Regions from separate parts of the Homo sapiens genome. Here all the other regions are linked to region 1. The links are chromatin loops, found by intact Hi-C in ENCODE. Cell type or tissue: heart right ventricle. All regions are shown on one strand. Links, peaks and the distances in the headings refer to the core of each region. The heading gives the core; the rest is flanking DNA.

Region 1 (4,544 bases), core at 390-4,389:
AGATTATGGTTTATCAAATGCTCCCATGAACAAGATCTCATTTGGTCCCAACAAACCCTGTGAGATAGACAGGTGAGTATTAAGCCCACTTTGCAAAGGAGAACAGAGCTCAGAGAGGTGGGAGATATACGTTGTGCACAAAGACCCCTGCTCTTCTGTCTCCAAATCCAGGGCTTCTTTGCTCACGCTGCTTTACCGAGCTCCTTCAAGGAGGCCCTGCAAAGCCAAAGTCAAGTGTGTGCTGATCGGCAGGTACACCCAATGTCTGTGAAACTGGATCTTGATTTTAAATTTCAATATTTTGATATTTTGTTCATCCTGGATTTTTGACACCAATTTTCACTTAAAAATATTGCATTAAAATATTATTTGATTATTGCGTTTATTTGGTGCCCCTAAATTTTGCACCACAGGCAGTGCCCCCACTGATCTCACCCCGATCCCAGCCCTGCGCCTGTCTGTACCAGTGTAAGGATTACGTTGTGATTGCAACTGTGACGTAAGCATGTGAGAGCGTTTTACCACAGTGCCGAGTCTGCCTGCCTTTTCTGACCCTTCTTTGTTCCTTTGTTTGGTTCGGAGTGTCACTCCCCTAATCTCCCTTCAAGGAACCCTGTCTGACTGGAATGATCTAGTAGGAGTGGGTGGGCACGTTGGGTGCCAGGACAGTGATGCCTGGCCTTGGAAGGGGGGCCCTTGCTGTTAGCTGGTGGGCGCTCTCAGTGCTTTGGGCAAGTGAACATAATGAAGCCTTGTTTCTGGAAGGGATCATTCGGGAATAAACTTTCATGGATACCTTCTTGCTCACCCCATCTGCTCTCCCGTGCTCCCCCTCCAGCCCTGTTGGCCACTAGGGAAATAGAAGGAACAGCTTGATCAAGGTTTTTCCTAGAAAAGCCTTTCCATGGGCCCATTATGGAAAACGAAGCTGTTTTTGTTTTCCTTGATTAATCACAGTGTCTTGTTTCCCAAAGCAAATGTGGCCTTGGCTCTTCCGAAAGAACACAGGCTGTGCTGTAAAGAAGGGCTGCAGCCGCCTGGTGCTTGACAAGGTCCCCAAGACGGGAAGGGACACATGTAGCCCTGTCCTCCAGGACTCGGCTCTTCCTTTTTTACCTTCCAGGGAGCTCAGGTTACCAGTTTCCTTTGTGTTTTTCTGCCAGTGTGAACAGGAGAAATATTAGCCTTTAGAGATTTCTTTACAGTTCCTTGAAAGCTGGAGGGGTGAAATCAGCCAGAGAATTATATAACAGCAAAGCTCATTTAAAGCAACAGTGTCTTTCTATAGGGCTGTGGTGGTTCCTTACCAGTTTTTGTTACTAACTATAAAGAAAAGGATGCTAATTTTGTGAATAAAATAGAGGGGCATTCCCTTCCCTCATTACTTTCTGTTTGTTCATTGGACGGACACAATTCCTAGGGTGTTGATTTAAAAAAAAAAAATTGAAGCCTCTTTCAAGGAAGACTAGGGGAAATCATGTACATTAACCTCAGGCAGACACGGCATACTTATTCTTGTTAGAAGTCAGAAGAAAAAAAATAAAGAGAAAAGCTTTCTAAAGCATTTGTTTGTTTTAATTTAAGAGTCACGGGGAATTTTATAAATACTCGGCTAAATTCTTCAAAGGGAGCCATGTTCTTTAAATTTAAGCACTAGGCTGGGCGCAGTGGCTCATGCCTGTAATCCCAACACTTTGGGAGGCTGAGATGGGCCGATCACCTGAGGTCAGGAGTTCAGGACCAGCCTGGCCAACATGATGAAATCCTGTCTCTACTAACAATACAAAAATTAGCCAGGCGCGGTAGCATGTGCCTGTAATCCGAGCTACTCTGGAGGCTGAGGCAGGAGAATCACCTGAACCTGGGAGGCAGAGGTAGCAGTGAACCACACCACTGCACTCCAGCCTGGGCGACAGAGCAAGACTCCATCTCAAAAAAGAAAAAAAAAAAAATAAGCACTAGATCATCTATTCCTACGTTGTTTGACCTAGAGCTTAAATACATCTCAAAGTGCACCACACACATTAGCTCAGCTGATCGCCATACTCCCTTGATTTGACCTTCTCTTTCTTCTCATTTTAGAGATGAGGAAACTGAGGCCAAAGGATTCTGTTACTTGCCTGGCTTCACAGCTCACCTGGAGATTCTGAACTGGCATCTTCCTCTCTCTGCCATCACCCCAGACCCTACCCTCTTTCCTCTACACCAGTGGTTCTCAATCAAGGGCGATTTTGCCTTCCAGGGGACATTTGACAATGTCTGGAGGCGTTTTTGGTTGTCACAATTCTGTGTATGTGTGTGGGTGGGCGGGGGGCAGGGGATTATGTTGGCATCTAGTGAGTAGATAACAGAGATGCTGCTAAACCTACAATGCTCAGATGGCCCCTAACAAAGAAGTATGTTGTCCAAAATGTCAATGGTGCAGAGGGTGAGAAGCCCTGGTCTATACAGAGCTCAGCAGTCCAGAGCAATTGCAACCTCTGGGAGTTGCCAAGAGCTCCTCTGCCCAGCAACAGGCTTGGCCTCTCTCCTGTGGCTGCCACAAGAGTTAAAGCCACTGTCTGGAATGCCCTTTGGCAGTGGCCAAGTGTCCCCTGCAGAACTGACTGCGGGACATGCGGTGCATCAGCCGGAGCTGATGTGTTTTGTAATTTATAGTCACAGGGCGCCTGTCTTCATTTAGCAGTAGGCCTGCTGGCAGCTTCCCTGCCAGGGAGGAAGCAAGTTCCACAGAGGCCCACAGCCCCCGCCAGCTGCCGGCCCGTGGTATTTGGGGACGGCTGTTGCTCAGAGACACCTGGGAATAGGCCGGGGCCGAGATGGCGCTGAGCACTCGGTCTCCCCTTCAGACCCATCCATCAGCAGCGGTCCCTGCCAGAAGATGGCCTATTGAACATTTCCAGAAATAGCACAGCCAAGCCCGTCAACTGCTTTCTTGGAAATACATTCAATAAGGATGGCGGTCCTCCAGCAGGGAGAGCAGAAAGCCTGGCCTGGATCAGTCTGCTGAGAAACAGCAATGCCTGGCTACAGGCCATGTCGGTGCCTTGGGAAAGGGGAGCGGTTCTCATGGGACTTCCCAAGCCCTGCAGCCTCTGAAGTCACTTCAAAATGTTCTCAGTATGGAGGGAGAGAGTCACACCTTGCAGAAGGCCTTAGGCCCTGCCGACTTCTTCTAACTCAGTGACCTGCACATCTTGCTGTGTTCGTTCAGACACCCCGCAGACAGGAAGGCGATTCAGGCTTGGAGGCAAGGTATTAACTGTCAGCAGAGAGAGACCTCTGCATCATCTGGGGAACGTTTATTGCAGTCCCTCCTCTTGTGAGCTTCACTCCCAAGTAGAACCAAAGGAGCATCAGCAGGGGGAGTATTTTCTTCCCCAATCCTTCGGTCATTCCTGAGGTACAGGAAATACAAGGCAAAGATGTCATATTGAAAGAAAAGCTTATAATTTCTACTCCTCCCCTCCCCACTTCCCACAGAATTAACTTTCCCTTAACTTCCCTAACAGGGGCCTGACATTGCGGTTTGAATTCAGCCACCCTGGGAATCTGCACCCTGAGCTTTCTCCAATTTCTGGGATGGCACAGTGATGGCAGGGCTTAAGAGTGCCTCAAGAAGGCCAGCTGCCTTTAAAAACAAGCTCCTGGAAGATGTAGGTGTCACATAAAAGCAAGAGACCAAAAACTCTCTGCAATTTGGGGTGTTCAGGAAATGTTGATTGATCACATTTTTTAAATTATAAGAGACTGCTGGACATGGTGGCTCACTCCTGTAATCCCAGCACTTCAGGAGGCCCAAGTGAGAGGATTGCTTGAGCCCAAAAGTTCAAGACCAGCCTGGGCAACATGGCAAAACCTCACCTCTACAAAAAATCTAAAAATTAGCCAGGTGTGGTGGTGCACACCTATAATCCCAGCTACTTGGGAGGCTGTGTGGGAGGATTCCTTGAGCCCAGGAGACTGAGGCTGCAGTGAGCCATGATAGTGCCACTGCACTCCAGCCTGGGTTTACAGCAAGACCCTGTCTCAAAAAAAAAGTGTAAGACAGTTACCAGGTTCATCATAAAAAATTCGTGGGACCTGGTTTTATTTGCAAGAGCCACTGACTCTCAGGACAAACAAGATTTGAAGCCCACACTGAGCTATAGGTGGAGGCAGGGCTGTGAGAATACAATACAGGATGCCCAGTTAAATTTAAATTTCAGGTAAGCAATAATATTTTTTGTATAATTGTATTCCAAATATTATTATTATTTATCTGAAATTCAGATTTAATGGGCATCAGGTGTTTTGTTCAATCTGTTCACTCCATTTGGGGTATAAATTGATCTAGTTTTTAAACTGATAACAGGGAACACTGACACATATTCAATACATATGAAAGACGATACCAGTTAAGAGAAGAAGAAGGAGATTAGCAATGAAGAGGGAAAGCGAGAGAAATACCAGGAAGAAAAGGAGATGGGCATAGCGAAGGAGAAAAAGTTCCAAATGAAAGAGAAACAGGAAGTGCTGAGGAGAGAGAAGAAAACAGGAATGTT
Region 2 (4,544 bases), core at 243-4,242, 180 kb after region 1:
GGGCAGTGGGGGTTTCCATATCCTCAGCCTGCAATCTCTTTAGCCCAGATAATAGGCCCACCAGCTGGTCATCCACTCCCGAAGTTTTCAGCTGGGCATTTCTCCATCCATTTAAAAGTACAGTAAGCTTTATAGATACATAGATGCTCCAGAACCATTTGGAATAAATTGAGCATGTGGCAGAGGAAGAGGGCAGGGGATTTCCAAGAACGACCAGCAGCACTTGGAGATTTGTTTCTTAAAAAACACGACTCCTTTTCTTCTCTGATCCTGTGGTCTATTGTGAAATGACCAGAGATTTCTCCCAAGGATCTTGAGAGAGAGAGAGAGAGAGACAGAGAGAGAGAGAGAGAGAGAGAACCAAGTGCTATCGGCAAAGAGGCCATACTTGGATGCCATGATCATCAGACATTTCTCTGGCCCCTAGAATGAGTTGGAACAGAGATGCGGCGTGCAAAAGCCTGAGCCTGGAGCCCGGGGTGATTTTAGAAAAGCAACACTCCCTCACCTGGGAGACACAGAAACCTTGAGAAAAGTGTGGAGCATGTGCTTGTGCTGAGGTGATCTATATATCTGGGGCCCAAGGTACCTGCATGGACAGCTAGTTAACATTCTTATTTTTGCCATTATTACTTTTGTTTTCCTAACTCCCCCGGACTCACTCTGCCCACCCCCACCAATGTTGTCTCCCCATCTGAAATGCCCTCCCTCAAAGCTCCCCTCCTCCACGCTGTCTTTCCTGACCAGAGTTCTCACTGACCTCCCGCTGCTCAGGGCGCTCCTAACAGTCATCTACCCACGTTATTCTGTGCGTATGAATCTGACATTCCCAATATGATTGTGCGTCAGGCGCCAAGCCTGGGCACCCTTCGTTATTCCACCTCACTACCCAGCCAAAGCGGGTGTCTGCTAAATGCCTGCTGACTCGTTGGCAGTGGGCTGGGACATAGAAATAATCTTTAAAAACTGAATTGGGTAATACAATAGACTTTGTGAAAAACAGATATACCTGAATGATGAGAAACAAGTTTGGCAAAACAAGACAGTAGAATTATTCCATCATTCTGCATCTAAAAAAAGTTAGAGGGAGAGAGAAAAATGAAAAGTTCCCAGTGACATCAGCTTTGGCAGTCCCTAATGGAAAGTGGCCTTGCCAGAGCCCTGCTCCCTCGCTCAATTGGGAACGCTTTTCATTAATGCTATTAACCTGGCCCCACAGTCAGAGGCACAGCCTGCTGGGCCAAATGTGCTCGGTTCCAATTGCTGAATCATCTCCATCTCTTTTGCCCTTCCTAATACCTTCAAGAACTAGGAGAAGCAAAGGAGGGCAGCAAAGAATTAGAAGAAGCACCAAGCACTATCAACATTAGCAAATCAGTACTAGGAAGTAGCTTGGCCGCTTCCTTCCATTTCCTTCCAACCCTGGGAACTCTTTCCATTAAAAACATTTCTCCACCACATCCATGTTTTAGACTTCTCACTGTATCAGCCCAAAGGAAAACTCAGCTCTCCATCCCCAACCACATACCATGAGCGATTTCCTTCTAAGGGAGGAAAGTCACCCTTTGCAGTTTACAGCTTAATTGCTTGACATCAATCAAGAAACCCTAGTAACATCCTGGGAATTCTGGGACCTTCTGAAAGCAGCCTGGAAGATCAGAAGTCTTTCCAGCTGCCCCCTAGACTCAGCATGATTAAAAGGTGCGGAAGGACCCCCAGATGGGAGATGTGGAGAAAAACACCAAGAAGGAAGTGAAAGTCAGACATAACCAAGAAGGAGGCAAATTTAATCTTCTCTGAGCTGGAAAATTAAAGCCAAGAGAATTCTATTATTAGGAACCTCTGTTCCGAAGGCTGGGTGGGGGCGGGATGCAAAAAAGGCTGCACTGCCCTCTATTGGGACCTAACAGCACTCAGCTAAGGGCTCTTCATTCATGATCTCAGTTAGTCATTGCACAACTTTTGGGAGCTATTAGTAATGGAAAAAAGACCAGAGAAATCAAGTAACTTGCTCTAGCTCATGCAACTAGGAAATGGCACAAGCAAGGATACTAAACCAGGGACAAATGGCTTTCCCAGTTTATTTTCTTGCCATTCATCTTTATAGCCAAGCTTTTCCTCCTTGGACCCAGAACATGGCATGTTGTAAGCGTTTGCCAGCAGTTCTCTCTGGCATGATGGGTCTCAAAGCTAGCTGCCTATTAGAACTACCTGGAGACATGCTCTAACCTGCCAAGTGTTCAAGCCCCACCTCCAGTGATTCTGATTTTAATTGATCTTATGTAGATCCTAGCTTAAGTAGGTTTTAAAAGTTCTCCAGGTGATTCTAACATATAGCCAGTGCTAAGAATTCCTGTTCTAGCTGCAGAAGATATAGAGGCAAAACACATGGCCCCTTCCAAACCTGGGACTTGTATTTAATAGAATTTAATACGTTTAGAGGGCTTCACTAAAGAAAAATCACTTTTGAAGGCTGTAGGCTTTCTAGTGGAATGTTAGTTCTGCTTTATGGTATGGTAGGCTGAATAATAGTCCCCCAAAGAGCTTCACGTCTCAATCCTTTGGAACCTATAAATAGATTACTTTACACAGAAAAAGAGACTTTGCAGATGTAATTACATTAAAGATCTTGAGTTGAGGAGATTATCCTAGATTATCTGGATGGCCCAGATATAATCACAAGGGTCCTTCGAAGAGAGGCAGGGGAGTCAGAGTTAGAGAAGATGTGATGATGGAAGTGGAGGTTGGAATGGTGTGAGGAAGGAATACAAAAAATGCAGTGGCCTCTAGAAGCTGAAAAAGGGAGAGGAAACATCCTCCTTTAGATCCTTCAGAAAGAACAGTCCTGCACAGGCTTGACTTTAGCCCATTGAGACTGATTTTGAACTTCTGACCTCCAGAATCATAAGAATAAATTTGCATTGTTATGAGCCACTAAATTTGTGTTATTTGTTACAGCAGCAAGGGGAACTAATACAGATGTGGTGCAGCTCGCTTCAGCCATCTGAGGCTTGGGTTCCTCACCTCTAAAATGGATACTCATACCTACTTCAATAGGACTAAATTCAATAATTATAAGGAATTCTTGTGGCTGGCACACAGTAAGTGTTCAATAAACGGCACCTACTATTACACTATTACACCTACTACTACTACAGCTACTATTACACTCATCCATAGAGGAACCTGGGATTCTCATCTCCTGAGAATCCCAGGTTCCTCATGCAGCTCTGAGTCAAAACAGGTGGGGCACAAAGTGGAAAAAATATAATAAGATGTGAGAAGAAAGAGGCTTTTAGTTGTGCCCAAATACATTTCTACAGGACAAGGGATCAAGGTGAATGGAAAATAAATTAGCAAGAGAGCAGTGGCAGCAGAATTTCTCAGCCAGCTGGCCTCTGGGGGATGTTTGCACACGCTGGTTCTGAACATGCTATCAGATTCCTGGCACTATTGGGTCCACTTCCCAGGAACTCAGCCCCTTATTGTAAGAATTCACAAAGAGAAAGAGAAAAGGAATTAGAATCATCATAATACCTAAAGGACCCAGAAATATACAAGTTCCCCTGTCCAAATACAGCTAGCCAGTCAATTTCTGAGCAGTTGGACAATTTCAGGTTCTTAAGCTCTCACAAGAATAAAACATTGTTTTCTATCTATGTAGTGTTGGTTGGATTGATAGTATTAATGGACATTCTACCATGTATGAGACTTATGACCTTAGGCAAATTACTCTGTTCTTCAGCTTCTTCACCTGTAAAACAGGGACAAGGGTAACACCTAGTTGTAGGGTTGTCATGAAGATTAAATGATTTATACATGCAAAGGGCATAGTAAAGTGCCTGGCACACAGTCAAGTGCTCGGTAAGTTAGCTATTAACATTCCCAGCAGGGTTATTTTTATTTTGGAAAAAGACATGAGGCTAGGTGAAGGAAGCCACCGACTTAGAATACTTTTCATGAAGAACAGTATTTTTGTTGTTGTTGTTGAGACAGGTTCTCACTCTGTCACCCAGGCAGGATGGGGTGCAGTCACGCAATCATAGCCCACTGCAGCCTCAAACTCCTGGGCTCAAGCAATCCTCCCACTTCAGCCTCCTGAGTAGCTGGGACTAAGACACAATCCACCACACCCAGGTAATTTTTTTATTCTTTGTACAGACAGGGTCTCACCATATTACCCAGGCTGGTCTTGAATTCATGGCCTCAACTGATCCTCCTGCCTTGGCCTCCCAAAGTTCTGAGATTACAGGTGTGATCCACCGTGCCTGGCAGAAAGACAGTAATTTTTAATGTCCTTTTATTGTTTTATGTAGTTTTGTTTTTAAAGGAGCTTCAAGAGAAAGAAGTCCAAAATAGGAGCCAGATACAGGCACGTATTCACTCAGCCAATATTTATTGACTGTCAATTATATACCAGGAACTTTTCTAGGAACTGGGGCCTAAAGATAAACAAAATCTGTTCCCTACACATAAGGAGTGTTCAGCATAATGGTGGAAAGAGAGATGGTAGATTCCTAGCACAAGACAGCAAGACACATGCT
Region 3 (4,544 bases), core at 329-4,328, 120 kb before region 1:
CTTAATGTCTGCATTTATTATGCACTGTGTTGCAGAGAACATCCTTATAGCGATCTGCAAACTTGTAAAGGGGTTATTTGTAGGGGACTTGCAATGGAATTTCTAGGTTGAAGAGTGTGTGTATTTAAAATTTTTTTGAAGACTGTGTGTATTTAAAATTTTGATAGATATTGGGGAATTGTCCTCCAGAAAGGCAGTACCATTTTCATTGTATCCGCAGGGTATGTGAATGCCTGTTTCCTAAGGCTTTTTCTTTTTAAAGAGGACTTGAAGCCAGAGAAGAGGAGACAAAGAGCAGAGTGGGTACTAAAAGTAAGTGGCGGCCAAGAGAAACAGAAACACAGGTTCACACAAAAACTTGTGCATAGCAGCATTATTTATAGCAGCCAAACAGTGGAAACAGCCCACTGTTCATCCAGTACTGAATGGATAAACAAAATGGGGCATATACATACAATGGAGTATTATTCAGTAATAAAGACTACAGTGTGGATAACCTTTGAAAGCATGCTGCTAAGTGAAGTAAGCCAGTCATAAGATACCATGCATACTTATGTGAAATATCCATGTAGGCAAATCCATAGAGACAGAAAGAAGATAGTGGTTGCTTAGAGCGGGAGGTGGGGATGATTTGGGAAATGACTCCTGATACGTAAAGGGTTTCTTTCTGGCATGATGGGAATGTTCTAAAATTAGATTGTGGTGATGGTTGCACAACTCTGAATATATTAAAAACCACTGAATTGCATACTTTAAATGGGTGAATTTTACAATATGTGAATTTTATGTCATTAAAACTATTTAAAAAATAAGTGGTGGCAGAATGCATGGTATAGGATGGAAAGGATGAGGATATGGTCATTCTCACGGGCCTGTGGGTTGGGCAGGAAGACAGTGCCATAGCCAGCGAGCCAGGCAAGGTGGGGGAAGGTGTTCTGCCAGGCTATGCTGAGCCAGGTATTCAGGTGGCTGATGACAATCAGCTCTAGGGGTGGATGGTGGAGTTTTTTCCCCTAACAGAATAGAGACAAGAGGCAGTTGATGCCATGCCCTAGGCAGGGTCAGAACTGAGGTTAGTACACTGAATTTCTTACTCGTTGTTCTTGTTCAGTCCTTCGAATACACAGAAGATACTGTTCTCCTGGAAGGCAGTAATAGTTTCCTTTGCTGACCTAGAAATGCCTGCTGTGCTCCAGCATTTGGAAAAGGAAGGTCAGAGAGAGGAAGCTGAGCTCAGCTGCTGAGTCAAGGAAAAGAGAAGGAAGACCTAGGGGTCACCAACGAAGATGAGGCCCTCATTTGTGAATAAGTGTAGTCAGTTTTAAATTTAGCAATTAAGCTCTTTCTATATAGTGGAAGTGACTGTTCTTTTGGAATGTGTTTGCTAGTAAATATCATAAGAATGTTTAAAAGGAAGTTATGATTTTAAGTGACCTCTGAGTTGTGCTGATGGATAAAATTTAGCTCAACGGAATGAGGGTTAATCTCACGGTATACTCGGAAAGTTAAAGGGAAATCAACACACTTTTTCACCAAAGCCCGTTTTTCCTGGTGCTTGCGGCTGTTTGAACTTGCTCTTTGCTTCTCATTCCCCATCATCGTGGCTCCGTGGCATACATTAAATCAAACCATGACCTCCATACATTAAATCAAACCATGACCTCCGAATCTTCTTAGTTATTTTCAGGTACAAGGTTTTCAGCTTCAGAAAGGACAGAGGTCTCCATGGTTCCATTTTGAAGATTTTTGGGTGGCTACTGCTTGTTTACCAGCAGTTTGGTATAGAAGCCCAAGACAGTCCATGTGTGGTTCAGTATTGACCTAATAGCAGAATAAATTTGGACCAAACAGAAGTCCTTTTCTTTGTCACTGTGTTTGATTAACTATCCTGGATATGCTTTATTCTCTAAAAACTTCATTTTTGAAAATACCATGGTTATTAAACAACTAGTCTTTGTGCGTGATTAGGACATAAACAGGAATCTCACCCACTTTTAAACCTTTCCAAGAAATAACTTTTCCACTGATTTTATTTTGAATTGTTAAAAAACTTTTAGCAGGGAGAGAAAATTTGGTTGATGATTCAGAGCGCGAGGGAAAGGAAGCAAGGGATTCTGGCACATGCGCACGAGTTGAATGACAACTGGTGGATATTTTTATATTTATTGCTATTCTTAGCCTAAGGCCTGGAGCTGAGTAGGGAGTAACTAAGCTTAGCCATACTTATTAGACTTAGAGATTTTACTTTGTTTATGTCAATGTCAAGGCCTTTGGGAAAACTTTGGTATGCTTAGCTGATTTCTTGAAATACAATCTTTCTCTCATGCAATTTCCTCTCATTCAGTACGTGAAGAATAAAATGTTGACAGGTTAAACTGCAAGACAATCTAAGTTGCTGTTTATTTTTGTCTGTTAGCCAAATCTTAACTCACTATTCATAGCCACACAGGGTGTTTTTTTTTGGTTGGTTTTTTTTTTTTTTTGGTTTCAGTTTGTTTCTCCTAAATACATTTTAAAGATAATTAGTTATTGCCTGTATTAGAATTTCTTTTTGTGTTCTTGTGTTAGGATTCTGGAAGTAGCAATGAATTCACAGGAGAACTCAACAATGTAAGAGCAAGATGTTTCCACCACTTACTGAGTTGAGGGTATAAGATTTTATCCTTTGCCAGCCCCTTTAGAAATTGTGACTGTGAACTGCCATGATTTAACTTCAAAACACAGCCTGTTCTCTTGTCAGTGGAGCCAAAGCGTTATGCCTGAACAACGATTATAGGTTAGTATAGACAAGTGAAAAAGAGTTTTATTTTGCTGGATTCTGATACTACACATACTTAGGTTCAGCTAAATATCAAAATCGCCACAGCCAAGATGTAGTCATTGATGAGGACTTTAATTCTACCCAATGTCTGATCAATGTTTCATTCCATAGAAACATAGATGTTTCAATCCAGAAAAGCCTTTCTATTTTTTAAACCACAGATTGAGGAGGCAATGAGATGGAAATACTACCCTGAACTTAGTTCTAACTATCTAGAAAAATTTTTTATTGAAGTAGAATTGACTAAAACCTTGGGCGGGAGTAACCATGATAGTATTGTTTGGTAACTTCAAAAGAAAGAAAAGTTGGACATAACCAAATAGTAGTGGTGATTTTAGGAAAATATATTTCAAAGGAAAAAAACATAGATTTTTCAATATATAGAGGGATTTTTCAACATATAGAGACTTGAAAAGAGTACAAAAAAATAAAAAGAAGAAAGGAAATAGAGAAATAAAAAGAAAGTTTCTGACAGCAAAATCATCTTTTGAGGGAATGAGGAAAAAGAAAGAACCTTTTTTTTTTTTTTTTGAGACAGAGTCTCACTCTGTCACCCAGGCTGGAGTGCAGTGGTGCAATCTCGGCCCACTGCAACCTCCACCTCCTGGGTTCAAGCGATTCTCCTGGCTTAGCCTCTGGAGTAGCTGGGACTACAGGTGCCCACCACCATGTCTGGCTAATTTTTGTATTTTTTGGTAGAGAGAGTTTCACCATGTTGGCCAGGCTGGTCTCGAACTCCTGACCTCAGGTGATCTGCCCGCCTTAGTCTCCCAAAGTGCTGGGATTACAGGCATGAGCCACCGCGCCTGGCCCAGGAACCATTTTAAGATCAAGGAATTTTTGATGGGCTTGGATATTAAGAGAACATGTATAGAAGATTGAAAGACAAGCACATGATCAGGGACAAATTCAGAAGAGTGGCGTAAACCGGTAAGAAAATATCTGCAAAGCACAAGTTCATACTGAGCTGAAGCTGAAGAGAATGTTAAAGACAACAAGAAAGCTCTCTTTAAAGCTATGTTCATAACAAGAAAAACAAGTAAAGGCTAAGCTCGTTGCTTGGGGCAGATGGAATAATGTTAAAATATGACGAAAAACAGACCTACTCAACTATTTGGCTTCTCTTTCTCTATTAAAGACAATGATGTTCAAACTGGAATGTGTAACATAAACATAGTTAAGGATAAACTGAAGCATGCACGATAGATAATGATAATAATAGTTGTGACTACAATTTCCTGAGTTTCTATTCAGGACTGAGTACTGTAAAAGAGAATTTAGTTGCTTTTTAAAGTACTTACTGGCAGGCGTGCGCGGTAGATATTACTGTTATCAATCCCATTTACAGATGAGAAAACCGAGGCACAGGAAGATTTAATGACAAACCTGAAGTTACACAGTCGGTAAATGATGGGCTGGGATTCAGATCAAGGTCTGACTAACTTCAAAGCCTGGCTCTTTTCACTGGACTCCCTGATTCCCATGCCTGTCACATCTAGTGTTTTCAACAGGATTGCATTTTTTTGGTTTAAATTATATTGTAAGGCACATAAACAAACACATGCCAGTAGATGTTATTGAAGAGCCACAGTGTGTAATTGCTGTGAAACAAGGAAAATGGAATATCAAAATGATAAACAACACATAAAGACGTTCTTGATTACCTTTTTTTTTTTTTTGAGACAGAGTCTCTTCCTTCTGTTGCCCAGGCTGGAGTGCAGTG
Region 4 (4,544 bases), core at 218-4,217, 80 kb before region 1:
TACTATATTACTCTATCAATCATAGAATGATACTAGAGAACATACTGTAGTGATGGACACATGTCGTTGTGTATTTGACAAACCCTTCTTTGTGTTGTACACGAAGAAGGAACCCTAATGTCAGCTATGGACTTTAGTTAGTAAGTCTTCTAAAAAGCTTAAACAAGGCAATGTGTATAAACTAACTGACTAACTGGCATAAATAAATAGTGGACTTCAAAAAAAATTCATAATCCTAGCACTTTGGGAGGCCGAGGTGGGTGGATCAACTGAGGTCAGAAGTTCAAGACCAGCCTGGCCAACTTGGCAAAACCCCATCTCTACTAAAAAAATACAAAAAAAAAAAAAAATTGTATTCTAAGTTCCAGGAATGTCATTTAGACATAGTTTCTTTTGGGGCTAGATGTATCAATTTTCATTAAAGGTGATATTATTATTTAAAAATCCAGCTGGTTGCTAAATGAGAATTAGCTACCCTTTATAACCAGGGATTGTTTCAAAGAAATGTAGTTATTTTCTCCCCTGTGGCCTATCTTGTGCAAAGTTAGTAATAGTTTGTTGCCAAATCCAAGGAAAGCAAACTCTGGCTCAGGCATGAGATTTATTTTTCTCACCATGATTTACAACTGGTGTAAAATTCAGGTCTGGACTTGGTTAGTTATAATGCTATCGCAATATACCGCATCTTGAGTTGATTTTGCCATATCCTGTATTGTTATGTAAAATGCTAACTTTAATTGAGAATTGCCCCAGTAGAATATCCTTATTTGTCCTGCATGAAGTTTCTCCTCTTTTGTATCAATTTTTTGTATGGTTCAAATTAGTGCGGGAAGAAAAGGCAGGAAATACAAATTTAAGGGATATGTGTTATATCATAAAAGAATTGTATCACAAAGCATTAAGACAATGCACAGAAAACTTTGCCAATAGCTGATAGAGCAGAAGGGATTGTATAATTAAATAAGAACTAACACCTATTTTGTAACTGGAAATTGCATTGTCAGAGTCCCTTTCCTTTTATCACTAGATGCTAAGAATCTAGCCATGTAAAAACTCCCAAAACATCCAAATTCAAAAAAACTGGAATCTAACGTGGTAATGCAGTTGTCAAGAACACGCAATAGTCTTTGGGCTTTTACAAAGCACTGAAAACTAAATGTTGCATTTGTGCCCTTATCTTCCACAACTTCTTTCTTGGCAGCTTTTCTTGGCTCACTTCAGACACACAGAATTTCAAGTAATCAGGGAAAGTTGGGACAGAAACTTCCTCTGTCTTTCCATGGCCTTTTCTTTTTCCTTTACGGATCTGTGATCCTATGCTTTCTCTCACATTCACATTATATGTGTCAGTTGGAGAAATCTTGATGCCCAGTTTCATTTGTTTCTTCTGTCCCACCTGTAACTAATTTAGGTTGAGTTCTCCGGCTCATGTATCAGAGTGTGTATGACAAATTATCTCAAAGCCCAGAGGGCCTCGGTGGTCCAAGTCCCAGCAACAAGGGACACCTGCTGTCATGACATGGGCTTGACCTGGGTTCTGTGGACATTAAGGAACCACTGTCCTGAGAGGGGGGTATGGAGCTAAGCTAGGGGAGGGAGCAGGATGAGCTTAGAGCTGCCGAGGAAACGGAAAGAGTCTATAGGCTTTAAAAAAGAGGAGAGAAAGAAAGAAGAATAAAAGATGTTTCTGGAGACTCTGAGAATAGTTAAGAGTCCAGGGCCAGCCAGAATCACCCTTTCCCCCAGCTACCGAGAGTGCCACAGAGCAGAAATTGACTTGGAAGATATTGCTCCTAGACCAAAAGTCCAAATTAAGGGGTATAGGCAGTTAAGGGCAAGTGAGGGCAGTAGAGATGGTTGTCCGAGTCCAGTGGCCATGAGAGGTTTCTCAGCTGCCTGCCAATTCTCTTCTGGGACAATGCCAGCCATAAAGTACAAGCCATGCTTTGGTGTGGGCTGTAGACATATTGTTTTCCCATAACTACTGTCATTCAAACAGGATCTAGTTTCTTGGCATGAGCAAATTGTTCCCGCTGAATACACACACTATGTCCGCTATGGGGCAAGGCAAAGCGAATCCTCCAAGGAACTGGATGGATTTTTCATTCTGAGATAAGCAGTTTTTTTGTGGGGGCGGGGGAGGTGGAGAGGAGCCAGCTTCACTCTCTGTTCATGCGAGTTTTGAATGAAATGAGTAAAGTTCATGTTCCCCCCAGAGTACACAAGGTTCAAGTGGGATTACCCAGTGGGAATCCAGCCCGATTGTAATTTAACTTGTTCGAGGGATCTAAATATTTAATCTGCCTTCATCACGAATCCTAGAATCCTATGTAAGCAGCAAAGGCCGAGGGTCTGAAAGTAAACACTGCAGTTAGAATCAGAAGTGTTGCAACTAGCACAACTGCTGCTGTGACGTCCTACAAACTTTGGAGAGTGCCAGAGGAAGCTAGCCTGAGAGCACAGAACTGGCAGTCACGAGGCCTGCATTCTCCAGCTTCGCCTGCCACCAACTCTCTGAGCCTCCAGGCCTCCTTTGTCAAGTAAGGACACAAGCAAAGCATCTCAGAAGACAAGTCATTTTCATAACTGGAAATGAGACAGAGCCAACAAGGATGCGTGAAACCAGCCACATAAATTGTGAAACCTATGTGATCATGTATATGTACAATGTTTTCTTAAAAAAAATTACCATTCCTAGATCTAATATCAATTTTTTGTATGATTTTGCCCCACATTTTGCTCAAATTATGCAGTGTTTGAAAGAGATTCTCTGCAGAGGTTGGAATCACCCCCTTGGGTGCTGGTAGCAATCTGTGAAGGTAGCTTTTTAGATGTCACAATGATTGGGGGTGGGGTGCTGGTGACATTGGATGGGCAGGTGCAGAACTGCTAAACAATGCTCTGGGCAATCCCACAAAGCGACCACCTGGCCCATATCTGGCATGACTTTCATGTCCCGCCGGACATTCAAGGAATCCGACTATGTTTTCTATATAAACATATAGTATTTTTCACATCTGAAAATATACACTGAATTTTCCAGGACTGTGTATAAATAGAGGTAAGATTGTACTTTATTTTGCTCAGAACTTTACCAAGAGTTATTAATAATCTCCAAAAAATCAAATTATAGCAAACACTAATGATGTTTGAGTCACTAAGCAACACACCTATATCTGTCTGCATTGTGATATCACATTCGTGGTTATTCTACAGGTACAAGAATCTGAGCCTCCCTTGTCCTTTAGTGCAATCAAGCAGAGTATCCACATACTGAAATACACAACATTTTCTGTAAGCTATTTTCTTTTCATTTCTCCTTTGTATTACAGTTTTCATGTTATATTAATTTAAAAACATGGGCAGGTTATATGATCTATGGATTTTATACCAGATTAGTAGAGTACTATAAAATGTTTGTTATAAAAAGTGTGTTTTATTTGATTGGGTTGAAAACTTCTGGGCCAGGTAATCCTAAAGTCTCTTAGCTTTTAAATTTTGTGAGCCTGTGAGATTATTTAGCCAAATGCCTTCATTTTTACTGGTGAGTAAACTGAAGCCCATTCAGTCTTTCATGCATTGTATTGCATTCAGAAATTGCTGTGATCATTGGGAGGGGAGAATGAAACTACCAAGCAAAAGAATATGATTTTAGTTTATTCTCTCCTTTCTTTTCCAGGATTACAAAGGCCCAGGAATAGCTAGTTAGCTTGCCCTGGTGTCACTGCTCACTCCTGTGAAGAATAAGGATAAACCATGAGGATAGTAGTGGTAATGGTGAAACAGAAAGAACACAGAAAGCTGATTCTAGAGTAGGGCTATCTAATAGAAATATCATGCAAGCCACCAATTGGAGCCACATATGTGGTTTACATTTGGAAGTAGCTACATTTTAAAAAGTAAAAAGAATATGTAACATTAATTTGAATGATATATTTTATTTAACCCAGTATATTCAAAGTATTATTATTTCAACATGAAAGGAATAGATTATTATTTTTTAAAGGCTTAATTTTATTTATTTATTTACTTATTTACTTATTTTTTGAGATGGAGTCTTGCTCTGTCGCCCAGGCTGGAGTGCAGTGGTGCGATCTCAGCTCACTGCAGCCTCCGCCTCTGTGGTTCAAGCAATTCTCCTGCCTCAGCCTCCCAAGTAGCTGGGATTACAGGCGTGTGCCGTGATGCCTGGCTAATTTTTTTTTTTTTTTGGATTTTTGGTAGAGGCAGGGTTTCACCATGTTCGTCAGGCTGGTCTCAAACTCCTGACCTCAAGTCATCTGCCTGCCTCAGCCTCCCAAAGTGCTGGAATTACAGGCGTGAGCCACCATACCCTGCCAGAAAACAATTATTAATGAGATATTTTATGCTTCTTTTATACTAAGCCTTCAAAATCTGGTGTGCACTTCACATTTAGAGCACACTTCAATTCAGACACAGATCATTTCAAGTGCTCAGTAGCCACACATGTCTAGTGGCTGCCATATTGGGTAGTGCGGCTCTAGTGCAATGGCTTTCAGCAGTTCTTCTGTTTCTACCCAGTT
Region 5 (4,544 bases), core at 145-4,144, 190 kb after region 1:
TGTAATCTGATATAGTTTAGATGTCCCGTCCAAATCTCATGTTGGAGGTGGGGCCCACGTTGGAGGTGGGGCCTGGTGGTAGGTGTTTGAGTGTTTGGGTCATGGGGGCACATCCCTCATGGCTTGGTGCTGTCCTCACAATAGTGAGTTCTTGTGAGATCTGGTTATGCAAGTGTGTGGCACCTCCCTATCACTCCCTCTTTTGCTCTTGCTATGTGATGTGTCTGCTCCCACTTTGCCCTCTGCCATGATTGAAAGCCACCTGAGGCCACCCCAGAAGCTGTGCAGATGCCAGCACCATACTTCCTGTACAGTCTGCAGAACCATAAGTCAATTAAACCTCTTTTCTTTATCAATTACCCAATCTCAGGTATTTCTTTATATCGATGCCAAAACAGCCCAACACATAATCTTTGCCATAGTCCCTACTACTTCCTGTTTTATTACAGCCAGTCTGCTGGACTCACTTAAGTTACTGTCTGGTTCCCAGAGGCATTTGAATTTGACTACCCCTGTTTTAAAGAAGTATTACAGAGCATATAGTTGATTTATCAGTCTGCAGCTATCAGATTGATCCTGTTCACAAATAGTTCTAAAGAAGAAAATCCATAGTATTTTGCAAGCCATTCAAACACTAAACCTTTCTCTTCTATCCAGAAAATTTTCCCCTCACTATAAATAGGCCAATAAGAGCAATGTAGGCTTAGAACTAAATGGCATCTTATAGCTCATCTGGTCCAACCACCTTATATAACATTTGAGAAAACTACAGGCCTAGATTGTGAAGATGCCCAATAGCTAACAGGGACGAGAACCAGCTTCCCACTGGAAAGCTTCCTGGAACTTCTCATTCTTTCCAAATTAGGCATAGAAAATAGCTGCTTATTTTACTTTGTGAAAGCATTTTAGGCTTGGACTCAAGGGCAGGAAGTGTTTTTTTCTCTTGTTTTAGATTCTCAGGAAACTTATTTTCCTAACCTTAATTACCATGAAGATTATCTGTTGAACCCTCTATTCATTTCCTGGGGCTTCCATAACCAAGTACTACAAACCAGTTAACTTAAAACGATGGAAATTCATTCTCTCACAGTTCTGAGGGCTAGAATTCTGAAATCAAGGGGTCAGCAAGGCCATGCTCCCTTCCAAGTCTCTCAGGGAGGACCCTACTTTGTCTCCCCCTGGTTTCTGCTGGCTCCTAGCCACCTTTGGCATTCCTCAATTTGTAGTTGCATCACTCCAATCTCTGCCTTTATCTTCACATAGTCTTCTTCCTTGTGGCTCCACGTTTCTGTATCCTACTCTCTGTCTCTTATAAAGACATCAGTTGGCCAGGTGCAGTGGCTCATGCCTGTAATCCCAGCACGATGGGAGGTTGAGGCAGGTGGATCACCTGAGGTCAGGAGTTCGATACGAGCCTAGCCAACATGGTGAAACCCTGTCTCTACTAAAAATACAAAAATTAGCCAGGCATGGTAGCAAGCGCCTGTAATCCCAGCTACTTGGGAGGCTGAGGCAGGAGAATTGCTTGAACCCAGGAGGTGGATGTTGCAGTGAGCTGAGATTGCACCATTGCACTCCAGCCTGGGGGACAAGAGTGAGACTTTGTCTCAAAAAAAAAAAAAAGACGTTAGTCATTGGGTTTAGGGTCCACCCTGACCCAGTATGACCTCTGAGATGCTGAGATGGTTAATTTTATATGTCAAACTTGCCTGGGCTTACGGATGCCCAGATAACTGGTAAAATACGATTCTGTGTGTGTCTGTGAGGGTGTTTCCAGAAGGGACTAACATTTGCATTGGTGAACTGAATAAAGCAGATGGCCCTCCCCAACGTGGGTGGGCATGATCCAGCAGAACAAATTGGGGAGGAAAGGTAAATCCACTCTCCTGATTGGGCTGAGACATCCATCTTCTGCCCTAAGACATTGGCCCTTCTGGTTCTTGGGCTTTCAGATTTGGACTGAAACTTTATTAGTCCATTCTCATCTTGCTATAAAGACCTAAGACGGGGTAATTTATAAAGAAAGGAGGCTTAATTGACTGACAGTTCCACAAGCTATACAGGAAGCATAGCTGGGGAAGCCTCAGAAAACTTACAATCATGGCAGAAGGGGAAAGGGAAGCAGGCACGTCTTACACGGCCAGAGAAGGAGGAAGAGAGCAAAGCGGGAGGTGCTACACACTTTTAAACAACCAGATTGCGTGAGAATTCACTCACTATCTTGAGAACAGCAAGTGGAGAGTGTGCCTCCATCATTCAATCACCTCACACCAGGCCCTTCCTCCAACACTGGGAATTACAATTCAACATGAGATTTGGGTGGGGACACAGCCAAACCACATCAGGGACTGGCACCATTGCCCTTCATTCTCAGGTCTTCAGCTTTGGGCTGAATTACACCACCAACTTCCCTGGTTCTCTAACTTGCAGATCATGGGACTCCTTGGCCTCCATAACTGCATGAGCCAATTCCTATACTAAATCTCTTCATATATGCACGTATATATATACAGCTGGCCGTCTATGTCCATGGATTCTGCATCCATGGATTCAACCAACCACAGATCAAAAATATTTGAGAAAAAAATGCATCTGTACTGAACATGTATAGACTTTTGTTTCCTGTCCTTATTCCCTAAATAAAACAACTATTTATGTAGCATTTACATTGTATTAGGTATTATAAGTAATCCAAAGATGATTTAAAGTATACAGGAGGATGTGCATAGGGAAGATGGCAAATACTATGCCATTTTATATCAGGGACTTGAGCAACTGCAGATTTTGGTATCCAAGGGAGATCCTGGAACCAATCCCACACAGATACCAAGAGATGACTATATATATAGAATTGGTTCTGTTTCTCTAGTTTTTTGTTCCACTACACACAGATGAGTAATTGGAAAGGGAAGAGTATATTAACAGCCTTTTCAGATCATGGTGAAGATTCTGCTGTAGATTATACCAAAACTTGACAAGTTGTAGTTTCTTAAAGGAAAATTGCCAGCTGGGCACGGTGGCTCACACCTGTAATCCCAGCACTTTGGGAGGCCAAGGTGGGCAGATTACCTGAGGTCAGGAGTTTGAGACTAGCCTGACCAACATGGAGAAACCCCATCTCTACTAAAAATACAAAATTAGCTGGGTGTGGTGGCACATGGCTGTAATCCCAGCTACTCAGGAGGCTGAGGCAGGAGAATTGCTTGGAACCAGGAGGCGGATGTTGTGGTGAGCTGAGATTGTGCCATTGCACTCCAGCCTGGGCAACAAGAGGGAAACTCCCTCTCCAAAAAAAAAAAAAAAAAAAAAAAAAAGGTAAATTGCCATATGAAATCTGAAAACATCAATGAATGTTTCATACTCAATTACTTTTTCAAATTTTGTAACATTATGCACTGGTCATTTGGAAAATATTGTTTTAATGAGTTGTGCAGACCTTCCAGATGTTGACACATTTCAATATATAATATAAAAATATCACCTTCCAAAATATCACCACCAATTTCATTCTAATTTCCTTTGAAAGCTTGAATTTTATCATTGGCATCAAATATTATCTTCCTTGACACGATTAACTCATATTGTCATATTGTTTTCCTTCACTGGAAAAACTCATTTCATTTTCTGAGACCATTTCTATCAAATACCCAAACTTGAATAACTATAATTTGTCTGTCAGTTTTTATTTCAAGCAAAAATAATGTTCTGTGAAAAAAAACCAAACAGCTAATTTAGCTGGCAACTCAAACAATCGCATAAGTGCTTTTCTGCAAGACAACCATCATAGCCTATGCAGGAGAAATGCTTTATGTGGGCCAGGCGTGGTGGCTCACGCCTGTAATCCCAGCACTTTGGGAGGCCGAGGTGGGCGGATCATAAGGTCAGGAGATCGAGACCATCCTGGCCAACATGGTGAAACCCTGTCTCTACTAAAAATACAAAAATTAGCTGGGCATGGTGGTGCACACCTGTAGTCCCAGCTACTTGGGAGGCTGATGCAGGAGAATCGCCTGAACCTGGGAGGTGGAGGTCACAGTGAGCCAAGATCGCACCACTACACTCCAGCCTGGGTGACAGAGTGAGACTCCATCTCAAAAAAAAAAAAACAGAAAGAAAGAAAGAAATGCTTTATGTGTACTTTCCAAATCAAGGGTTGAGATGTAACAAAATTAACTTTTACTGCACCAAGGGCATCTCAGTAAAATGCTTTCTTGTATTCTGTGGTTGTGAGGAATACAGTGACTACAGTTTGGTGTCAGGATTTGTGCTGAGCCACCAGCAGTTTTTCCCGCCATCGCTTTTCCAACATCAGTGCAAATGACTATGCAGTAAAAAAGGCAAATAATATCTTGAAATAATTATATATGTATATTTCATTAGATATAGATATTCCCCACTGAATATATAAAATTTTGAAAATAACTTTGACCTTGAAAACTTATGAAAGTGTCTCAGGGACCCCTAGGTATCTTTACACTTGGAGAACTACTACTCCAGATGAACAGAAAGATAGGACAATGACTATCTGAAATTTAGCTCCTTTC
Region 6 (4,544 bases), core at 251-4,250, 65 kb before region 1:
TGAACCTATCCAACACTCCTAAAAGTTTTCTCATGTCCCTCTATAATTCCTTCTTCCCATCACCCCCATCTCCAGGCAAACACGGATCTGCCTTCTGTCATTATGTGTTGGTTTCATTTCCTAGAATTTCACATAAATGGAGTTCTACAGCATTCTCTTTTGTCTGGCAACTTGCACTCCGCATAATTATTTTTAGATTTGTCCATGTTGAAGTGCATATTAATACTTTGTCCCTTTTTAATGTAGGACAGTATTTCATTTTGCAGATATGCCATAGTTTGTTTATGCATTCACTTGTCGACAGACATTTGTTTCGTCGGCTATTACAAATAAAGCTGCCGGGAACATTCATTTACAAGTCTTTGCATGGACATGGGCTTTCTTTTCTCTTTATTAAACACCTAGAAGTGAAATGGCTAGACTATATGGTAGATGTATGTTTAACGTGTTAAGTGACTACCAAATCATTTTCCAAAGTGTTTGTCCCATTTTATGATTCTATCAGCAGTGTATGAGAGTTCCGTTTCTTCCATATCTATGCCAACATTGTCTTCAGTCTTCTTTATTTTAACCAATTTTATTGTGGTAAGAACACTTAACATGAGATCTACACAATACAGTATTGTTAAGTATAGGTACAATGTTACAGATCCCTAGAAATTACTCATCTTGCATAAATGAAAGCATACCTGTTGAACAGCAACTCCTCATTTCCCCCTTCCCCCAGTAGTGGTTCCCTCCTGGCAACCACTATTCTCCGTTTCTATGAGTTTGACTATATTAGATACCTCAAATAAGTGGAATCATGTAGTATTTGTCTTTCTGTGACTGGCAAGCATTCTAATTTGAGTAGAGTGGTATTGCATTGTGATTTTAATTTACATTTCTCTAGTGAGTGATGTTGAGTGTCTTTTTAAGTATTTATTTGCCATCCATGTATCTTCTTAGCTGAAGTGTCTGTCCAAATCTTTGCCCATTTAAAAAATTGGGTTATTTTTGTTAAGCTTTGAGAATTATTTGTATATATATATGTATACAAGTCCTTTACAAGATATGATTTGCAAATATTTTTTCCTAGTCAGTGGTTTGTCTTTTAATTTTCTAAACAGTGTCTTTCAAATAGCAGAAGTTTTAAATTTTGATGACATCCAGCTTATCAATTTATTCTTTTATGGATCATGCTTTTAGTATGGTGCCATTTTAAAGAAGTCTTTGCCTAAGCTAAGCAAATAATTCATCTATGTTTTCTTCCAGACGTTCCATAGTTTTAGGTTTTCCATTTGGGTCTATGATCCATGTTGAATTAATTTTTGTGTATGATATGGGGTATGCCTTAAATTCTTGTGTATGTCTGCATGTGTGTATGCACATGTGTGCTTGTGCGTATGGAGAGTCAGTTGTTTTAGCATCACTTGTTGAAGAAACTATCCTTTCTCCATTGAACTGCCTTTGCACCTTTGTCAAAAGGTTTCCACATGGGTGTAAATCTATTTCTGAACTTTCTCCTGTTTTATTGATCTATTTGTCTACCTTTTCACTAATACCCACTGTCAATTTCTATAGCTTTAGGATGTCTTAAAATCAGGGAGTGTAATTATTCCAGCTGCATTCTTTTTCAAAATTATTTTGGCTCTTCTAAGGTCTTCACATTTCTTTATAAATTTTAGAATCAGCTTGTCAATTTCTATTTTTAAAAATATGTTTGGATTTTGATTGGAAGTCATTTTGATCGGGAGTGATTGAGCTTTCCAGGGGGATGTGTTCATGGGAGGAAACACATTTTTATATGTGAACAACTGGCATTTTAAGACCCATACAGCATTTAAAAAATTTTCCACAGCCTTGCTCCGAAGTTTATTGAAAACCCATCTGTGAAAAATAGTGTTATTTGATGCCAAAGGATACAAGGAAAAATAAAATGTTCTAATTCTGGTCCTTATTTCCTATGATTTCACCTTTTTTTTTTTTTTCAATGTCATTCCAGAGAGAGGAAAGACAGTTATCTCAGGCAGTCTTTTACCCCTGGGAAAAGACCACAGACACATGGGAGGGTTTGTGCTGCCTTGAGTGAAAAGAGTCTGTTTTGTTATGCTCTCCTTCCCCCAGCTGGCTGGAGGCTCATCCACCAAGCTTTAGACTATTATGCTGTGTAGGATTTTCTACCATTATCTGGTACAGGAGGCAGAAATCAAACCCCTATAAGGCTTGCAAGTTCCTGGACCCGGGAGATCAGCTCAGTGACTGGGCTTTCTCATGCGTGGTAGGAGAGTGGATGCTGGGGGTAGCCAGGATGAGGATGGCTCTGGTGAGCTGACAAGCAAAGCTACAAATCTGGAATTTTGTGAAACCTCTCAATTTTTAAATGCTCTTTCTGTAGTTTTTTGAACTGGACAGGCCAAATGAAACACATCTACGGGCCAAATTCAGTCCATTGCTACCACTGTGCAGCCTCTGATGGATGGGCTCTTTTATTTGCTTTTAGGGTCAGCTCTTTCATCAGCTCCCTAAAGTTTTGGTTTTTTGTTGTTGTTGTTGTTGTTTGAGATGGAGCCTCGCTGTGTCACCCAGGCTGGAGTGCAATGGCATGATCTTGGCTCACTGCAATGTCTGCCTCCCAGGTTCAAGCAATTCTCATGCCTCAGGCTCCTGAGTAGCTGGGATTACAGGTGCCCGCCACCACACCTGGCTGATTTTTTGTATTTTAGTAGAGAGGGGTTTTCACCATGTTGGCAGGGTGGTCCTGAACTCCTGACCTCAGGCAATCCGCCCACCTCGGCCTCCCAAAGTGCTAGGATTACAGGCATCAGCCACCACGCCCGGCGGTTATTTCAACAGTTGCTTATGGAGCACTCCTGATGTGCCAGGAAATGCTGGGTGCACAGGAAATTGACCAGTGGTGGGGAGAGCCTGCCACGGGTTCTAGAGGCTCCTGCTTCAATGTGGAGCTCAGGCGTGGCAGAGAGAGGCATCCCAGTGCCACCACCTACTCTCACCTGAATCTGCCCCTTCCTCGAATCTTCGCTGTCACTTATTTCAGGCCCTCCAAGAAGAGGATGGCTGATTTACGCTTGGAAGGCTCCCAGAAAGCTTCTTCGAAGAGATGACATGTGAGCTAATTATTGAATGTAGAGTAAGAATTAGCCAGCTGAATCTGCTCTAGAACAGTGTTGGTCAAACCTTGCTACCTGTTAGTGGAACATGAAATCAATTTAAAATAAAAGAAGGTAGCAGGTAGTGAAGGTAAGTATTTTTTGTTTTGTTAAACTTTTTTTCAGTCTCTCTCACACACACATGCACCTGCTTCTTTTAAAGGAAACTTTTAAAAGAAAATTTTGGTTAAACATATATAAAAACAGAATCTGGAAAACTGTTTGATTTTGAGAATGTTAACAAGGAGATTAAAAGAATATTTATTAAGGATAAGCCTATGTTATTTCTGCAGTCCTTTATAAATATGCCCCTTCACCTGCTTATTTGCAACACTAAGTAGGTACTGAACTAAGTAGGTACTGAATACTTGCTAGGATAATCATCTGCAAATCACTCTATTACTGACTGAGCTCCACAGTAATCATGAGACTAAGCAAGTGACTTTAATTCTCTTGACTTTATCTCCTTCATTGAAATAAGTGAGTTGGTCTAGAAAAGGTCGTGTTGAAGCCTAAGTTTCACAGAGATGCTTTAGACAATCTCCAAACAATTTACAGAAATAGCTAAATTTGCCCATTTCTGTATCGTTAGCACCTAAAATGTACTTGGCAATATAGCAGGCCTCAATTAATATTTGCTAAATCAATATGTCTGTCTTCAGGGTGCCATTGTATTTTATGTGAGATTGGGCATATTTGAATTCACTAATAAAATTCTTCACTGAATTCTCACTTTAGGCACAAAATTTGAAACATTGCCAGGCACATTAACCTGTGCCTGGAGTCCCAGCTAATCAGGAGGCTGAGGCAGGAGGGTCACCTGAGTCTAGGACTTCTGGGCTGTAGTGCACTATGCAGATGGGTGTCTGCACTAAGTTCGGCATCAATATGGTGACCTCCTGGGAGCAGGGTCCACCAGGTTGCCTAAGGAGGAGTGGACCACCCCAGGCCAGAAAAGGAGCAGGTCAAAACTCCTGTGCTGATCAGTAGTGGGATTGTACCTGTGAACAGCCACTGCACTCTGGCCTGGGCAACATAGCAAGACCATGTCTCTGAAGAATGAAATTTTTTAATAATTTTTTTTATTTGAAATATTGCAAATCCTAGAAAATTAAAAACATATCAAGAATCACACAATTTCAAAGCCAAATGGGATTCCCATCTGTGAATCTGCATGGCAGCACCTCCTGTGCTTCGTCAGGTTAGTTTTGCATTATGTGCAGCTGCACGGGGAATGCAGCTGCTACCCAAAATGCAACTGCTCCACAAGTGTTTTAAATTACTCTCTTAAACGATACTTCTTGGGATCTGCTTCCTACCAGACATTGTGCTAGGGGCTAGCTGTGAACAAGAAAGATACAGCTCTCATCTTCCTTTAACTCTTAGTTCACTGCG
Region 7 (4,544 bases), core at 193-4,192, 85 kb after region 1:
ACTCACTCATTTCCTGCTCCAAAAGACATGGCCTTGTCCAACTAGTCAAGCTGTAGACAGCAAGTGCTCTTGGACTTCAGAGAAGATCTCTACATTGAACTTGGAGGATGATGATGACATTTAGACAGATGGAGATGGGAGAAGAGGACCCAGACAATGAGAAGAGAAGAGGCTGGAGAGCTCTGTGCATGGCAGAGGATAGCATATGAACCTCTGGTGACCAGAGGGTCTTGCAGGTACGGACTTGGGGATTTTCCCTTGAAAAATGTGAATTCACTTGAATTGATATTTTATCATAGAATTGTAGAACCAGAAAGGAATTTTAAATCCCCTTATTTGAAGAAACTGGAGCTCAGAGAAACTAAATACTGGGTCCAAATTCACCCAGTTAGTTGGTGAGAGAGAGAGAGAGACTATAAACCAAGGTTATCTGACCCCAAATCTAGACTTTAGAGCTCTTTTACCCACTACCAAACCACCTCTTAATTAGTTTAGTTATATTTCTTCTTCTTCTTTTTTGTTTTTTTTTTTTTTTTTTGAGACAGAGTTTTGCTCTTGTTGCCCAGGCTGGAGTGCAGTGGCGTGATCTCAGCTCACAGCAACCTTCACTTCCTGGGTTCAAGCAATTCTCCTACCTCATCATCCCAAGTGGCTGGGATTACAGGCATGTGCCACCACACCCAGCTAATTTTTTTATTTTTAGTACAGATGGGGTTTCTCCATGTTGGCCCGGCTGGTCTTGAATTCCTGACCTCAGGTGATCCGCCCACCTTGGCCTCCCAAAGTGCTGGGATTACAGGCGTGAGCCACCGCGCCCGGCTCTTTCTTCTAATACGATGCTGAGATAATGAAGTGAGAGAAATTGGGGATTCATTGTGGGTGGAGGGGGTGGGTGAGAAGGGAGCACAAGAGGAAAGAGAAGAGGAGACCCAGGAGGAAGTGGGGAGGTGGGAAACATGTGTCTCTAACCTTCAGCTTCTTCCAACCCTCTTTGCCTTCTGAACAGAGCCTAAAATGCATTCACACAAAAACATAAATCACCCAAAAGCCAGAAACAAAACATCATGCTCAAGTAGCCTGTTATCAGGAGGGGCCTGGAGTGGAACACTATGTTGCAAGAACCAGCACTTCTGAAACCCAAGTTCCAATTCCAGTCTGCCACTGACTCATATTATAGCCTTGGGGAAAACATGCAGCCAATGGAACCACATAGAACATTCTAAAGGAATAATTCTGAAGATACTTGAAGACTGTCGCCATCATCCAGCCCTCCTCCCAAGGCTTCAGGTCTTCAGGCTAAATACCTTCCATTCTTTATCAGTTCTTTAATTTCTAATTTACCCCGATTGCCCTCTTCTGGATAAGTAGCAATCTGTCAATGTCTCTTTTCAAGGCACTATGAATGGGACATAGATTCCAGCTGGGTGGGTATATCAGTCCAATTCTCTCCTTGCCATGCACTCTAGACTTGTATTAATGGAGATTGAGTGCGGGGCCTCTTTGGCACTTTGTCTTACCAGTACTTTCCTCCCATGTGGATGCAGATCCACTCAGTTACACACGCATCCATCCAACAAGGCTATCATCTACTACAGACTCCTCCATTTTCTCCAGAAACAAATTCAGAAAGACTTTGTTAAATGCCTGGTGGAAATTCAGATATGTTATGTGCACAGACATATCTTGATTTACCTGTCTGCAGTCACAATCAAAACAAAAAATTGTATTTGGTCTTTCTGAGCTTATGTTGCCTCCTGCTGGTTGCCATCTCTTGTTCCAAATGCTCATGAATCTTTCTGGTCTACGACCTGGCTCAGGTCACCTCCATGCTTACCAATCTCTCATTGTCAGGACCCACCTGCTTTCTCTAAAAAAAAAGGAAAAAAAAAAAACTTCTTCCTTACTTTTGGTTGTCTCTAGTTTTCCAGCATCCCCTCCATTTTTCTGATTACTGAGAGGATTACATAGAGCAGTTCAATCATCTCATTGCAAAATGCCTGATTATCCTGGCATGTAATTTTTATTTATTTATTTTAGAGATGGAGTCTTACTCTGTCACCCAGGCTGGAGTGCAGTGGTGTAATCATAGCTTACTGCAGCCTCTAACTTCTGGGCTCAAGAGATCCTCCTGCTTCAGCCTCCTGAGTAGCTGGGAACATAATGGGTGCTACCACACCTGGCCCTGGCATGTAATTTTGTAACATCTTTCTTATAAAAGACACTTCTGGTAGAATTTAGGTTATAGGTGAAGATGCAACATAATTTTTTTTTTTTTTTTTTTTTTTTTGAGATGGAGTCTCGCTCCGTCACCAGGCTGGAGTGCAGTGGTGCGATCTCAGCTCACTGCAACCTCCACTTCCCGGGTTCAAGCAATTCTCCTGTCAGGCTGGAGTGCAGTGGTGCGATCTCAGCTCACTGCAACCTCCACTTCCTGGGTTCAAGCAATTCTCCTGCCTCAGCCTCCCGAGTAGCTGGGATTACAGGCACGTGCCACCACGCCCAGCTAATTTTTGTATTTTTAGTAGAGACGGGTTTCACCATGTTGGTCAGGCTGGTCTCGATCTCGTGACCGCGTGCTCCATCCGCCTCGGCCTCCCAGAGTGCTGGGATTACAGGCGTGAGCCACCGCACCTGGCCTTTTTTTTTTTTTTTTTCTGAGACGGAGTCTTGCTCTGTCGCCAGGCTAGAGTGCAGTGGCGCAATCTCAGCTCACTGCAACCTCCGCCTCCTGGGTTCAAGTGATTCTCCTGCCTCAGCCTCCCGAGTAGCTGGAACTACAGGTGTGTGCCACCATGCCAAGCTAATTTTTATATTTTTAGTAGAGATGGGGTTTCACCATGTTGGCCAGGATGCTCTCGATCTCTTGACCTCATGATCCACCCGCCTTGGCCTCCCAAAGTGCTGGGATTATAGGCATGAGCCACTGCACCTGGCCCTAATGTAATTTTTTAATACCTTTCTTATAAAAGTCACTCCTGGTAGAAATTAGGATATAGGTGAGGCTGTAACTAAGACTTGTGATAATAGAGAATTGGCACAGAGAGAGGATCTCTCTGATGCCCACACCTCTGTAACAGCCCACGTGTAAGCAGTCCTGGGCTCCTATGGCAGCATCAGTGACCAGGATCCTTTGATCTTGCTGTTCCATCTCTAGAGAGTTGCTTTTGCCCATATGGTTCAAGATGGCTCAGCAGCATCATTTCATAAGCCTCCTTGGCAGTGGAAAGGGGAAAAAGGGAGGAGGAAGGCGCAACCCTGAACTTGCATATGTTGCTTCTATTTATATCCTATAGGCAAGAACTTACACACAGGCACTGAGCCGAAAGGAAGACTGGAAATGCAATCTTTATTCTGAGAAGTAATATGCTCAGCTAAAAGTCTGCAGTTCTGGTTCTATGGGAAAAGAGAAGACAGATATTAAAGAAAATTAGCAGTCTCTGCCACACTTCAACTTCCTCTGTAAATCTCTTACATTCCGCATTTTCCCATATCTGAAACTGTAGAGTCACTTCTACTTTTCCTAATTCTTTTTTAGTTACTCACAAAATCCTATTTATTTTATTCTTTTAATCAATTCTATTTTACCTCCTAAAATATTTTTATCCATCCGTTTCTTCCTATATTCACAATGATCGACATCCAGATACAGACACTCATCAGTCTTTGGTTTTGCCAGCCCCAACCCAGAGTCCACACTGGTCATCTTCCACCTGCTGGGGGCTTAGCAGGAAAGGATAGAGGATAGCTCTCCCCTCTGGCAAGTGGCATGGGACATAGTTTTCTGCTGCTCTCAATACCGATGCCTATTTGGCATTGGACTGGGGATGGGGAACCAACATTCTTCCTTCTTAGCCCCCTGTCAGGAGGTATAAGAAATCACTGCTTCTGCCACTGCGACATCCTTCCCAGGTCCAGCTAATTCCTACTGACATTAGTTCAGCCTCACTCCCCAGAGAACAGTGCTCCTCTAGCTTATGTCATCTTTTTCCCCATCTTTTGGGTGCTGTGTTTAGCCATTTTGTCATTTAACAAGACAATAAGAGCCTTTTAACTTGTGTCTCTGGAAACATCTTGTCCTCCTCTCAATCATCCTGTGCAGAGACAAATTAATCTCCTTAAAATAATGATCTCATTTTTAAAAACTCTCCTACTTAAAAATTTCTAAAGGGTGGGCCATTTGTCACAGCAGTGGTAGCAATAAGCAAATGCATGTTGCCTTGCTCAAGGTCATTTCACTAATTGATCAAGATACTCTTTCCAGCTCAATGCAGATGAAGCTTTAGAATCCTTTCCCACAGTTGGCACTACCAACCGATTAGAATTGGCATGGAAGATAGATCTTGTTTATCACCCTTAGCCTATAAAATTTTTTCCAAAAGTTAGGCTTTTGACAGTGCTCTATCTCTGAACGCTTTTTGTGTGTTTCAAACCTTGTTTATCAATATATGCAGGGTCTATTTCCTCAAATAAACCACACATTCTTTATTCTGGTTTTCTTTTCCCCTTAAATGTCTGGGTTCTGCTCACAGAGTTGTTTACAGCTG

Evidence for each region. Hi-C counts contacts between places; a loop is a spot of excess contacts. Peaks named below come from ENCODE experiments on the same cell type or tissue, not always from the same donor. Only the 100,000 strongest peaks of a DNase experiment are listed, where the experiment ranks them.
Region 2: a loop joins it to region 1, with 10 times the contacts of the local background. A loop is called at or near these places in 19 of 110 quality-filtered maps.
Region 3: it touches region 1 in a loop (3-fold over the local background); 31 of 110 quality-filtered maps call a loop at or near these places.
Region 4: it touches region 1 in a loop (4-fold over the local background); 27 of 110 quality-filtered maps call a loop at or near these places.
Region 5: a loop joins it to region 1, with 2.6 times the contacts of the local background. A loop is called at or near these places in 23 of 110 quality-filtered maps.
Region 6: it touches region 1 in a loop (3-fold over the local background); 29 of 110 quality-filtered maps call a loop at or near these places.
Region 7: it touches region 1 in a loop (2.1-fold over the local background); 8 of 110 quality-filtered maps call a loop at or near these places.

Annotation. Positions count from the first base shown.
Region 1 is chr12:93,891,968-93,896,511 of GRCh38, forward strand. LOC105369911 (a long non-coding RNA gene) reads right to left here. Exons shown (of 3, transcript NR_135017.1): 3 at 2,998-3,398. It also overlaps a transcript of CRADD not described here. Among named protein-coding and RNA genes, the nearest start is that of CRADD-AS1, 160 kb to the left of the region's middle. In heart right ventricle, for the core only: CTCF peaks have their summits at 2,735 and 2,963; DNase peaks (open chromatin) are centred at 844, 1,022, 2,273 and 2,864; H3K4me3 peaks cover 1,087 bases; H3K27ac peaks cover 4,000 bases.
Region 2 is chr12:94,073,586-94,078,129 of GRCh38, forward strand. No RefSeq gene overlaps it. Among named protein-coding and RNA genes, the nearest start is that of PLXNC1, 73 kb to the right of the region's middle. In heart right ventricle, for the core only: a CTCF peak has its summit at 1,922 (motif pointing left); DNase peaks (open chromatin) are centred at 906, 1,196 and 1,866; H3K4me3 peaks cover 777 bases; H3K27ac peaks cover 2,637 bases.
Region 3 is chr12:93,776,256-93,780,799 of GRCh38, forward strand. All of the region lies in intron 2 of CRADD (CARD and death domain containing adaptor protein), which reads left to right. Among named protein-coding and RNA genes, the nearest start is that of CRADD-AS1, 41 kb to the left of the region's middle. In heart right ventricle, for the core only: no CTCF peak of the experiment used is centred there; DNase peaks (open chromatin) are centred at 1,066 and 2,120; H3K27ac peaks cover 4,000 bases.
Region 4 is chr12:93,812,188-93,816,731 of GRCh38, forward strand. The region is part of intron 2 of CRADD (CARD and death domain containing adaptor protein); the gene reads left to right. Among named protein-coding and RNA genes, the nearest start is that of CRADD-AS1, 77 kb to the left of the region's middle. In heart right ventricle, for the core only: a CTCF peak has its summit at 1,848; DNase peaks (open chromatin) are centred at 2,124 and 2,404; H3K4me3 peaks cover 1,802 bases; H3K27ac peaks cover 3,726 bases.
Region 5 is chr12:94,083,238-94,087,781 of GRCh38, forward strand. No RefSeq gene overlaps it. Among named protein-coding and RNA genes, the nearest start is that of PLXNC1, 63 kb to the right of the region's middle. In heart right ventricle, for the core only: no CTCF peak of the experiment used is centred there; no DNase peak of the experiment used is centred there.
Region 6 is chr12:93,827,170-93,831,713 of GRCh38, forward strand. The region is part of intron 2 of CRADD (CARD and death domain containing adaptor protein); the gene reads left to right. It also overlaps the pseudogene RN7SL630P. Among named protein-coding and RNA genes, the nearest start is that of CRADD-AS1, 92 kb to the left of the region's middle. In heart right ventricle, for the core only: a CTCF peak has its summit at 2,100 (motif pointing left); a DNase peak (open chromatin) is centred at 2,136; H3K27ac peaks cover 2,438 bases.
Region 7 is chr12:93,977,640-93,982,183 of GRCh38, forward strand. The region is part of intron 2 of LOC105369912 (a long non-coding RNA gene); the gene reads right to left. Among named protein-coding and RNA genes, the nearest start is that of PLXNC1, 170 kb to the right of the region's middle. RefSeq lists a silencer at 1,594-1,888. In heart right ventricle, for the core only: a CTCF peak has its summit at 1,751 (motif pointing left); no DNase peak of the experiment used is centred there.